Regions from separate parts of the Homo sapiens genome. Here region 1 is linked to region 2. Evidence: read pairs that join two places in POLR2A ChIA-PET (ENCODE). Cell type or tissue: GM12878. All regions are shown on one strand. Links, peaks and the distances in the headings refer to the core of each region. The heading gives the core; the rest is flanking DNA. Region 1 has its middle 3.9 kb from the start of MIR422A. Region 2 has its middle 21 kb from the start of USP3.

The links. ChIA-PET counts read pairs that join two places held together with the same protein. Peaks named below come from ENCODE experiments on the same cell type or tissue, not always from the same donor. Only the 100,000 strongest peaks of a DNase experiment are listed, where the experiment ranks them.
Region 1: POLR2A ChIA-PET joins it to region 2 with 5 read pairs; 2 of 35 experiments call an interaction of 5 or more read pairs at or near these places.

Annotation. Positions count from the first base shown.
Region 1 is chr15:63,872,236-63,877,616 of GRCh38, forward strand. No RefSeq gene overlaps it. Among named protein-coding and RNA genes, the nearest start is that of MIR422A, 3.9 kb to the left of the region's middle. In GM12878, for the core only: no CTCF peak of the experiment used is centred there; no DNase peak of the experiment used is centred there.
Region 2 is chr15:63,481,289-63,486,669 of GRCh38, forward strand. No RefSeq gene overlaps it. Among named protein-coding and RNA genes, the nearest start is that of USP3, 21 kb to the right of the region's middle. RefSeq lists an enhancer at 131-280. In GM12878, for the core only: no CTCF peak of the experiment used is centred there; DNase peaks (open chromatin) are centred at 2,653 and 3,347; H3K4me3 peaks cover 344 bases; H3K27ac peaks cover 3,140 bases.

The DNA of each region.
Region 1 (5,381 bases), core at 200-5,199, 390 kb after region 2:
GGAGAGGAGTCATATCGCTGTGCCAAACTTGCCTCAAGATGGGGTACAAGAAGACAAGGAAGGGAATTTATGTTCATTGAACATTTATTAGGCAGTTGATTCCATTCTAAACACTTTTTTTTTTTTTTTTTTGAGACAGAGTCTCTGTCACCCAGGCTGGAGTGCAGTGGCGCAATCTCGGCTCACTGTAAGCTCCACCTCCAGGGTTCATGCTATTCTCCTGCCTCAGCCTCCTGAGTAGCTGGGACTACAGGCACCCGCCACCACGCCCGGCTATTTTTTTTTGTATTTTTAGTAGAGACAGAGTTTCACCGTGTTAGCCAGGATGGTCTCAATCTCCTGACCTTGTGATCCAGCCACCTCAGCCTCCCAAAGTGCTGGGATTACAGGCATGAGCCACCACACCCTGGCTGTAAACACTTTAATTTAAATATGCTATTTTATTTAATCCTCTCAAAAACCTTCACTTTATAATTGAGGAAACCAAAACTCAGAGAGGTAAGATAAGTCACCTGAGGTGTTTCCCCTGAGGCCATACTTCCCACTAGTATCCGCCTATGGGGATACTAAGGCCGACCTGGAAGTTGAGATTGACAGCACTGCTCTGAAGGAAATCTTTAGCTCAAGGACCCCCTTAATCCACTGGCCTTGTTGACCTTTCTTAGAACTGCACTGCCGTGTAAGATACTTTGATGTAACCTTCCTTCCTTCCCTCTCTCCATCACATGGGTCAGACCTGCATTGACGTCTGACGCCTCTCTCAGCCTTGCCAGCTCCCTCTCCAGTTTTGCACACTTACCGAATAATCTCCTGCAGTCTAACCCTGTCTTGATGTCTGCTACTTGGAAGACCTGGGCTAACACAGCCATACAGCTAGTGGTAGCTGGCTGGGCTTAGACTGACCTATATAATCCTTCTTCTGCACCATGTGCCACCTGCCATGAAATGGAAATGTCGGGGACTAATGTGAGCTGCTGCCTGGTTTTCTTTAAACAGCACAGGACAGAACTCCTTAGCCCTCCTCCCTCCCACAGCTTCCTTGCTTCCTTCCAGATGGAGTGACTGGCTGCCTCTGGAATCTCAGGGATCTCTTTGTGCCTGCCTGGCTGCTTCTCACTTTTCCCTGGGACTCAAGTGGGGAAGAAAGTCTACGTAGGTTTATTTATATCTTGAAATGAATCTTCCAGCCTGTTTTACACCTACCTCTCAGTTTCAGGTTATTTTTGTTTTGTTTTGTTTAGACAGAGTCTCACTCTGTTGCCCAGGCTGGAATGCAGTGGCGCGATCTCCACTCACTGCAACCTCCGCCTCCTGGGTTCAAGCGATTCTCTTGCCTCAGCCTCCTGAGTAGCTGGGATTACAGGCACACACCACTACACCTGGTTAATTTTTGTATTTTTAGTAGAGACAGGGTTTCACCATGTTGGCCAGGCTGGTCTTGAACTGACCTCATGTGATCCACCCACCTTGGCCTCCCAAAGTGCTGGGATTACAGGCGTGAGCCACCATACCTGGCCTTCAGTTTCGGTTTTTATTTTGCCTCAGGTCTGAACAATTCCCTCCACAATGACAATGTTCCAAGCTTCCTGAGTGCTGCACAGACTTTGTGACCTGAAAATAAATGAAATAGAAAGTAATCCTACAGATGGTACAGACACCCCCAACTAGGAGGAAGAGCAAGCTTCCTGAAAAGCTGTATAAAGAGCTCTTTCCACAAATTATATTAAGCTTTATAGTTAAGGGGTAGAGGGCTCCCTATCTCAAAGAACCCTGAATCTATGGCTTATTCCCTTTTTTCCCCCAGACCCAGACTATACAGAGTGGTACTGGATAAATATTTATAATGTGAAAAAATGATTATCTTTAATGGAGTCATTTTACAAGTTCAGATTTTCTCATGACCATTTTCTGGAAAGCAGAAAATCTGAAATTGTAACACGGTTAATAATATGAATATTATTAATCATCTAAGTAATAAAATAATGATATAAAATTCTTCCTGCTTTCAGAAATATATAAAGAGGCCACTGAGCCCATATCTCGAATCTATGAATTCTAAATAGTCCTGGCTGCAGTCTCAAGGCTCCAGGCTGAAGAAATGAACATGAATTTGTTTTGTTTTGTTTTGTTTTGAGTCGGAGGCTCACTCTGTCACCCGGGCTGGAGTGCAGTGGTGCAATTTCGGCTCACTGCAACCTCTGCCTCCTGGGTTCAAGCGATTCTCCTGCCTCAGCCTCCCTAGCAGGTGGGATTACGGGTGCGCGCCACCATGCCTGGCTAATTTTTTATATTTTTAGTAGAGATTGGGTTTCTCCATGTTAGTCAGGCTGGTCTCGAACTCCTGACCTCAGGTGATCTGCCCGCCTTGGCCTCCCAAAGTGCTGGGATTACAGGCATGAGTCACCACGCCCAGCCGAACATGAGTGTTTTTAAGGACTCCTGAGAGAAGAGGAGAGAACACCTGGACTAAAAATGCACTGCACTTGCATATCCTGAGGCCAATCTTCATGGTTTTTATGCTCTTATCCACCTAGAGCATCACAAACACCTTTCTGCAGGGTGGCCCATTCTGACATTAGCCAGATTATGTCAGCCCTGGATTGCTCAGGCAAATTATGACTGCCAAGGAATCTAGCCATGGCCTAGAAGAAAGGGGTCATAGCGACTGGCTGTTACAGGAATGCTGACAAACCAGAAAGGAGAAGACACCAGGCCCAAATGATGAATGCTCAGAATTCTATCCGAGGGTTCCAAAACACAACTGCCCCCAGGCCTGGGCCATGCTACTCTAGTCCCTATTTTTCTTTTCTTTTTTTTTTTTTTTGAGACGGTGTCTTACTCTGTTGTCCAGGCTGGAGTGCAGTGGTGCAAACATGGCTCACTGTAGCCTTAGCCTCCTGAGCTCAGGTGATCCTCCCAGCTGAACCTCCTAGTAGTTGGGATTATAGGCACATACCACCACACCCAGCTAATTTGTGTAGTTTTTGTAGAAATGGGGTCTCGCCGTGTTGCCCAGGCTGGTCTCAAACTCCTGGGCTCAAGCGATCTGCCCGCCTCAGCCTCCCAAAGCGCTGGGATTACAGGAGTGAGCCACTGTGGTCCGCCCCTGTTTTTCTTTTCTATCTAAATCCTATCCAGTCCTTAAAGCCCAGTTCAATTTTCACCTCCTCCATGAAGCCTTCTGTGGCTACTCCATTGCATGATGACCTCTAGGCTGTCTCTAGCTTCCTGGGACGCTGTTCTGTACAACATGGCACTTACAGTTGTAAGTCCTGCCTTTTATAGCTAATGGTCTGCATTTGTGTAACATTTGCATTCACAACTTGATTGCAAGTCTCTAGAGAGCAATAGTTTTGTTTTCTTCTCAGTTCCAGGAACACAGTAAATCAACACTTGTTGGTTTGGATATGCAGTAAGCACTCAATAAATGACTGTTGATCTGGCATCCAATAGATGCTCAATAAATGCCTATTGGTTTGGTTTACAGAAAGTGCTCAATAAACGCCTACTAGCTTGGTATACAATAGGAGTTCGGTAAGTGACTGGCTTGATCTACTAGGGTTTTTTTTGAGTCTCCTCTTTGTTGAGGACTGGCTAAGCCGATTGGGCACCAGACCCAGTGGGAAGCTGGTTGGAAGATAGCTAGGACAGGAGAGCTCCCCACAGCAGGCCAAAGTGGAGAGCGAACAGTAGGGAGAACCCAAGCCAAATTCTTGAGAGGGACTAAGAGTCAAGGTCTGGAGAGCCCAGACCTAAATATCAGTTCCTAAGAAGCATCTTCCAGTAACTTCTAACAGCACCTCTTCAGTGAAGCCTTTCCTGACCTCACTATCCAAAGTAGCCATCCCTCGCCCTGTCACTCTCTGTTGCACTCTCCCATCTTACTTACTTCTTAGCATTCACACTACTTGATATTAGCATTTCTCCCCTACCGGGCACCCACCCCACTCCCCACTAGAATGTAATCCCTGTGAGGAAAGACTTCCTTGTTTATCAACACTTGCCTTGTTCACCAACATAACCCCACGGCTAGAAGAGTGCCAGCACATAGTAGGTGCTCAATAAATAGAACTTGAATGAATGACTGGATGAACTGAGAGAAATCAAGAGAAAGGAAGTCAGCAGGAAGTGAATTCAGACAGATCTGGATGGGAACTAGCAAGGTCCTGGGCCTCTGGCGAGAATGGCCCATGAGGCTGTGTGGGAGTTTTCCGCCTTCCTTTATGAGCCTGTAGGTGCCATAAATGGTCGTGTCTGGTAATCTTAAAGGGACGGAGGAGAAGGAAGAGAGGGTCAGCCTACCCCTTTCACATTATTTCTATCCTCAGGGCCGGGCGTGGTGGCTCATGCCTATAATTCCAGCACTTTGGGAGGCCAAGGTGGGTGGAGCTCTGAGCTCAGGAGTTCAAGACCAGCCTGGGCATCATGGCAAAACCCAGTCTCTACCAACAACACAAAAACTTAGCCGGGTGTGCGGGCACACACTGTAGTCCCAGCTACTTGGGAGGCTGAGATGGGAGGATCATTTGAGCCTGGGAAGCGGAGGTTGCGGTGAGCCAGGATTGTGCCACTGCGCTCCAGCCTGGGTGACAGAGTGAGACCCTGTTTCAAACAAACAAACAAACAAACAAACAAACAAAGAAAACACATTAATTCTATCCTCTAACTATAAAATTCTACAATGGCTCCACTTTCTTAACCTTGGGGAGCCCCGTAGGATACTCTCTCGTGGATAACATCAAAACATCTCACAAAGCACATTATGTTTGCTTTATTATACAAGTAATAAGCAATAAACTGGGTTAGTACTCAGAATATACCCACTCCCCTCCCACTCCCACTGTGGGTGGCATATACTTCCCTGCCCCATTGGTGTTGGGCTTGGCCATAGGACTTGCTTTAGCCAATAAAATGTTAGGAAATGAGGTAAACAGAGGCTTTATACATGCTTGTGCATTTTGGCTTGTCTCTTGGGCTCTGACAAGCTGGAAGGTGAAGCGAAGCAAGCTTTTATAACTGTTGCCCCTTCAGCCAGAGCCCCAGAATGAAGGCACGTGGGGCATACAGCCTGACCTGCAGTGAGGAGCCAGACCTAGTCCAACTGCAATTTGACTGATTTAGCAGGGCGGGGCTGAGACAGAGCAGCCCTTCCATGCCCAACCTAAGTCAGTCAAATTGCAGTTGATCTGCAGAACTGTGAGCTTGAGAATAAATCCTTGTGTTGTAATCTACTGAGATTTGGGGCTGGTCTGTTATGCAGTATTATTGTGGCAATAGCTAATAATTATATAATATATATTTACTGTAGAAAAAATTAAAAATATAGATAAGTAAACAGGGAAAAATAATACACCCATGATCCTATCACCCAGAATAAGTAC
Region 2 (5,381 bases), core at 234-5,233:
ATTGCCCTCTCAGGATAGATCTCTGCCCTGAAAGTGGCTGAGAACAGCCAAACCCAGAGAGGTGGGTACAGTCATCCTAGGGGTGTAGCCTGACCTTGCACTTGAAGGGAAGGAGGAAAGCCAACCCCTGTGCTAGGATACACGATTAGTGCTCATGACACATCTGTAAGATGTTACTCCCTTTTTACGGAAGGGAAACTGAGGCCCAGAAGGGTCAGCAAAAGCCATCACCCTTGGAGGAGGATAGATCTGGGTTTTGATATCACAGGCGCCATCCCCTAATGCCTGCATAACTTTGGGTCTCCTCCTCCACCAGACAGATCCTGCCACCTGTGGAGAGGTCAGCAGGGGACTCCCTGGTTTGCACAGGACCATCTGGATCAGGTAGGAAGGAGGAGAAAACCACTGGCCTCCACATTCTTTAATCCAGCTTTGCAGATAATAGAGCCTGGACTTTCAGCTGATCTGATTCCTGATCAGTTTCTCAATGAGCTGAAACTCAGAGGGAAGAGGAATGTGATTTCCACTCACAATCACCAGACAGGGAGCCTCTTGTGGGCAGAAACTGTTTCTTTCTTATTTTTAGTAAATAAGAAAGTATGTCATATTTAACACATATGAAAGAAAAAGGCAGCATATCTGTGAGTTATAAGGCATAGTACTAAACACTGTACCTCAGACCAGTCCAATCTGTCCCTTTTCCCTCCATCCCCCTGCCTCTCCGTGAAAGGTAACCACTATCCTACAATTTTTTTTTTTTTTTTGAGACGGAGTCTTGCTCTGTCGCCCAGGCTGGAGTGCAGTGGTATGATCCCAGCCCACTGCAAGCTCCACCTCCCGGGTTCACACCATTCTGCCTCAGCCTCCCGAGTAGCTGGGACTACAGGGGACCACCACCACGCCCGGCTAATTTTTTGTATTTTTAGTAGAGACGGGGTTTCACTGTGTTAGCTAGGATGGTCTCGATCTCCTGACCTTGTGATCCACCCGCCTCAGCCTCCCAAAGTGCTGGGATTACAGGCGTGAGCCACCGCACCTGGCCAACTATCCTACATTTTGAGCTTAACCTTGCCTATTTTTTTTTTTCAATTTTAGCAATCTGCATGCATTTCTGAGCTGTATAAAGTTTAGTTGTACTGCTTTGGGGGGCTCTATACAAATGATATCAAATTGAACTTAATCATCAGTGGTTATTAGAGTTACCATTTAAAGATGAATATGCACCTACGTCACAACTCCTGGGTATATATACCCTAGGGCACTACTTCTCATATTTTTTTGGTTTTAGGACTCTTATGTCCTTAGAAATTATCAGGATGTGCACAGTGGCTCATGCCTGCAATCCCAGCACTTTGGGAGGATTGCTTGACTCCAGGAGGTTGAGACTGCAGTGAGCTGTGATCATGCCACTGCACTGATAATAATTATCAAGGACCCCAAAAAGCTTTTGTTCACGTGGGCTGTATTTATTTATATTTACAGTATTAGAAATTAAAACTGAAAAAAGTTAAAAAGTTTAAAAAAGTTAAAATCAGCTTTAAAATAAAAAATAAACTCAATGGATATTAACACATTTTATGAAAAAAATTCTATTTATGTTAAAATTTAGGGAGATGAGAGGCATTGTTTCATATTTTACGATCTCTTTATTGTCTGGCTTACTAGAAGACAGCTAGAATTTCTATTTGTATTCAAGTGTTGCAATATGTTGTTTTGGTTGAAGTATATGAGAAAATTCCAGCCTCACCCAGATATGTAATTAGAAGAGGTAGGAGTATTTTAATAGCCTTTTCAGATAATTGTGGATGTGTCATGCAGCCTCCAGAAAACTCCACAGCATACCCCTGACAGGATGAGAGTGAAAACTATTATGAAAATAGTTTTGCGGCTGGGAGCGGTAGCTCACGCCTGTGATCCTAGCACTTTGGGAGGCCACAGTGGGTGGATCACCTGAGGTCAGTAGCTGGAGACCAGCCTGGGGTGAAACCCTGTCTCTACTAAAAGTACAAAACTTAACCGGGCATAGTGGCGCACGCCTATAATCCCAGCTACTCAGGAGGCTGAGGCAGAAGAATCGCTTGAACCCAGGAGGCAGAGGTTGCAGTGGGTCCAGATTGTGACACTGCACTCCAGCCTGGGTGACAGTAAGACTATGTCTCAAAAAAAAAAAAAAAAAGAAAAGAAAAAATAAAAAGAAAATAGTTTTGCTCGTGTGGACCCTCTGAAAGGGCCTTGGGGACCCCTGTGGGTCCCTGGATCACACTTTGAGGACTGCTGCCTTAGTGAAACTCTTGTACATGTGCACGACGGGGTTGTGCAAGATTGTTCGTTGCAGCATTGTCTGCAATAGAAAAGAACTGGAAACAACCCAAAATGTTGTCTATCATCAGGAGAATGAATACATGAATCATGGTTCATTCACACATCAGAATATTTGTATAGCAGTGAAAATAATGCCTCTTTTCCCCACCTTTGTACATGAGAAGCCTGTGTATTAACAGAGTCCTTGCAGTTTGACTGAGTAGCTCTTTGACTGGTGTACACTAGAGTGTTAAATGAGGCTGAGCATAAAGTAGGTATTTAAGAGATGGACAAAATGAATGAACATGCCCAAAAGCTGTGAATGGAGAGGCCAAGCCAGAGTCACCTAATTTCCTGTTGTGACTTTTGTCATGTTAAAGTCTCCTCTGGCTGAAGCCTTTTCATTTCTTCTGAAACACTTGATTTCAGACTAATGACTAAAAGCTAACTTCCTGTTTTAAAATGATGTTTATGCCACCACAAAATACTTTGCAAATGGTGGGAGTTAATAAACACAAACCCACAGAGAATCCAGCAAATTTATAAAAGATCTTCCCTTTGGAAGTTTGGGAGCACAGAGCTAAAACAAGTACATTTTGTGTTTAAAATTGAGCCTTCTTGCTGGAATAAAAACATCTCAAGGCAAAAGCATTCCACACTTCTGACCCCGGGTTAGAAAGAACAATGGAGAGCTTTGGCCGGGCATGGTGGCCCATGCCTGTAATTCCAGCACTTTGGGAGGCCAAGGCGGATCACCTGAGGTCAGGAGTTCAAGACCAGCCTGACCAACATGGAGAAATCCCATCTCTACTAAAAATACAAAATTAGCCGGGTGTGGTGGTGCATGCCTGTAATCCCAGCTACTCAGGAGGCTGAGGTAGGAGAATTGCATGAACCTAGGAGGCGGAGGTTGCCCTGAGCCAAGACCGCACCATTGCACTGCAGCCTGGGCAACGAGAGCGAAACTCCATCTCAAAAAAAAAAGAGGGAAATATACTCAAGTTTCTATCGAGGTCATCACTGATAAGACTGAAAGCCCTGAGCATTAGTATCCTAGCAGCTGCTAACCTTGTGTGAGGAAGACACTGCATACCTAGAGAGAGTCCCTCAGGGTTGCAAGTTCCTGCTTTTGATAGTTTTGTAAATATATGACCTGTGAGAAATATAAGAAAATAAATAAGTTGAACATAAAGTCATAGTTTCAAACTTTGATGTTTTCATTCAGCCAAAAATCAACAGAACTAATGGTTAAAATCAGACATTTAATGTGTATTTGCCTTATCAACAAAAAATATTATTCAGGAAGCCTTGGTTTAAAAAATCAATTTTTTGATATTTCCTCCTGAATCAACATCTAGTGTCTCAGACATGAAGGGACTCCACCCTTCCTTTCCTGTGTTCTAACTTCCAAGAGTTACCTATGTCAAATTTAGTAGTATTTATATTGATGACCCCATAAAATTGAATGCCGACTTCTGGTTAACAAAGCATTGTAGACTGAGAAATAGACAGATAAACCAACAGGAAAAAAATTCAGAAATAGACCCAAAATATATGAATTAATACTTTAAAGCTGGCATTTCAAATCAAAGGAGAAAAAAAGGGCTGTTCATTAAATAGTATTGAGACAACAGGCTACACATCATTTTCCATTTGGGAAAACCATTTAAATTATATTGCTACCTCACTCCTTATCCCAAAATCAATCCCAGACGAATAGAAACCTAAATGTCAAACATGAAACCATAAAAGTAAAGGGGATGGCACAGTGGCTCACACCTGTAATCCCAATACTTTGGGAGGCCAAGGGGGGAGAATAGCCTGAACCCAGGAGTTCAAGACCAACCCAGGCAACTTAGTGAGACCTCTTCTCCACTAAAAAAATAAATTAATTAACCGGGTGTGGTGCTGTGTCCTGTAGTCCCAGCTACTTAGGAGGCTAAGGCGGGAGAATCTTGGCCCCAGGAGAGGCTGCAGTGAGCTATGGCCACACCACTGCACTCTAGCCTGTGCAACAGACCAAGACCCTGTCTCAAAAAAATAAAAAATAAAAAAGGTACAAGAAGAAAATATAGTTGAATATGTTTATAATCGTGGAATGAAGAAGCTCTGTCTAAGCATGCCATGTAATACAGAAACCATAAAGGCAAACACTGATAAATTTGAGTGTATGAAACTTTAGCCAGGCGTGGTGGCTCATGCCTGTAATCCCAGCACTTTGGGAGGCCGAGGCGGGTGGATTACCTGAGGTCAGGAGTTTGAGACAAGCCTGGCTAACATGGCAGAACCCCATCTCTACTAAAAATACAAAAACCTAGCCGGGTGTGGTGGCAGGTGCCTATAATCCTAGCCCCTTGGGAGGCTGAGTCAGGAGAATTGCTTGAACCCAGGATAGGGAGGTTGCAGTGAACTGAGATCGTGCCATTGCACTCTAGCCTGGGTGACAAGAGCAAAGCTCTGTCTCAAAAAACAACAACAACAACAACAACAACAAAACTTTAAAATTTTCTGAAGAATAAACCTATAAACAAACAAAGACAAAAAACAAACTAATAAAACTCATTACAGTCCAGGTGCGTGGCTGACACCTATAATCCCAGCACTTTGGGAGGCCGAGGCGGGTGGATCACCTGAGGTCGGGAGTTTGAGACCAGCCTGACCAACATGGAGAAACCCCGTCTCTACTAAAAATACAAAATTAGCCGGGCATGGTGGTGCACGCCTGTAATCCCAGCTACTCCGGAGGCTGAGGCAGGAGAATCGCTTGAACCCGGGAGGCAGAGGTTGTGGTGAGCTGAGATCACGCCATTGCACTCCAGCCTGGGCAACAAGAGCAAAACTCCATCTCAAAATAATAATAATCATCATCATTTCTGGAAAGATAGAGTACTATTTGTTTTACTGTGGTAAAATACACATAACATAAAATGTATTATTTTAACTATTTTAAGGTGTATGATACAGTACATTCATAATGTCATGCAACCACCACCAGCATCCAGTTTCAGAACATTTCATCACCCAAAAGGAGACTCAATGCTCATTAGTACTTCCTATTCCTTCCTACCTCTGGCCCAGCA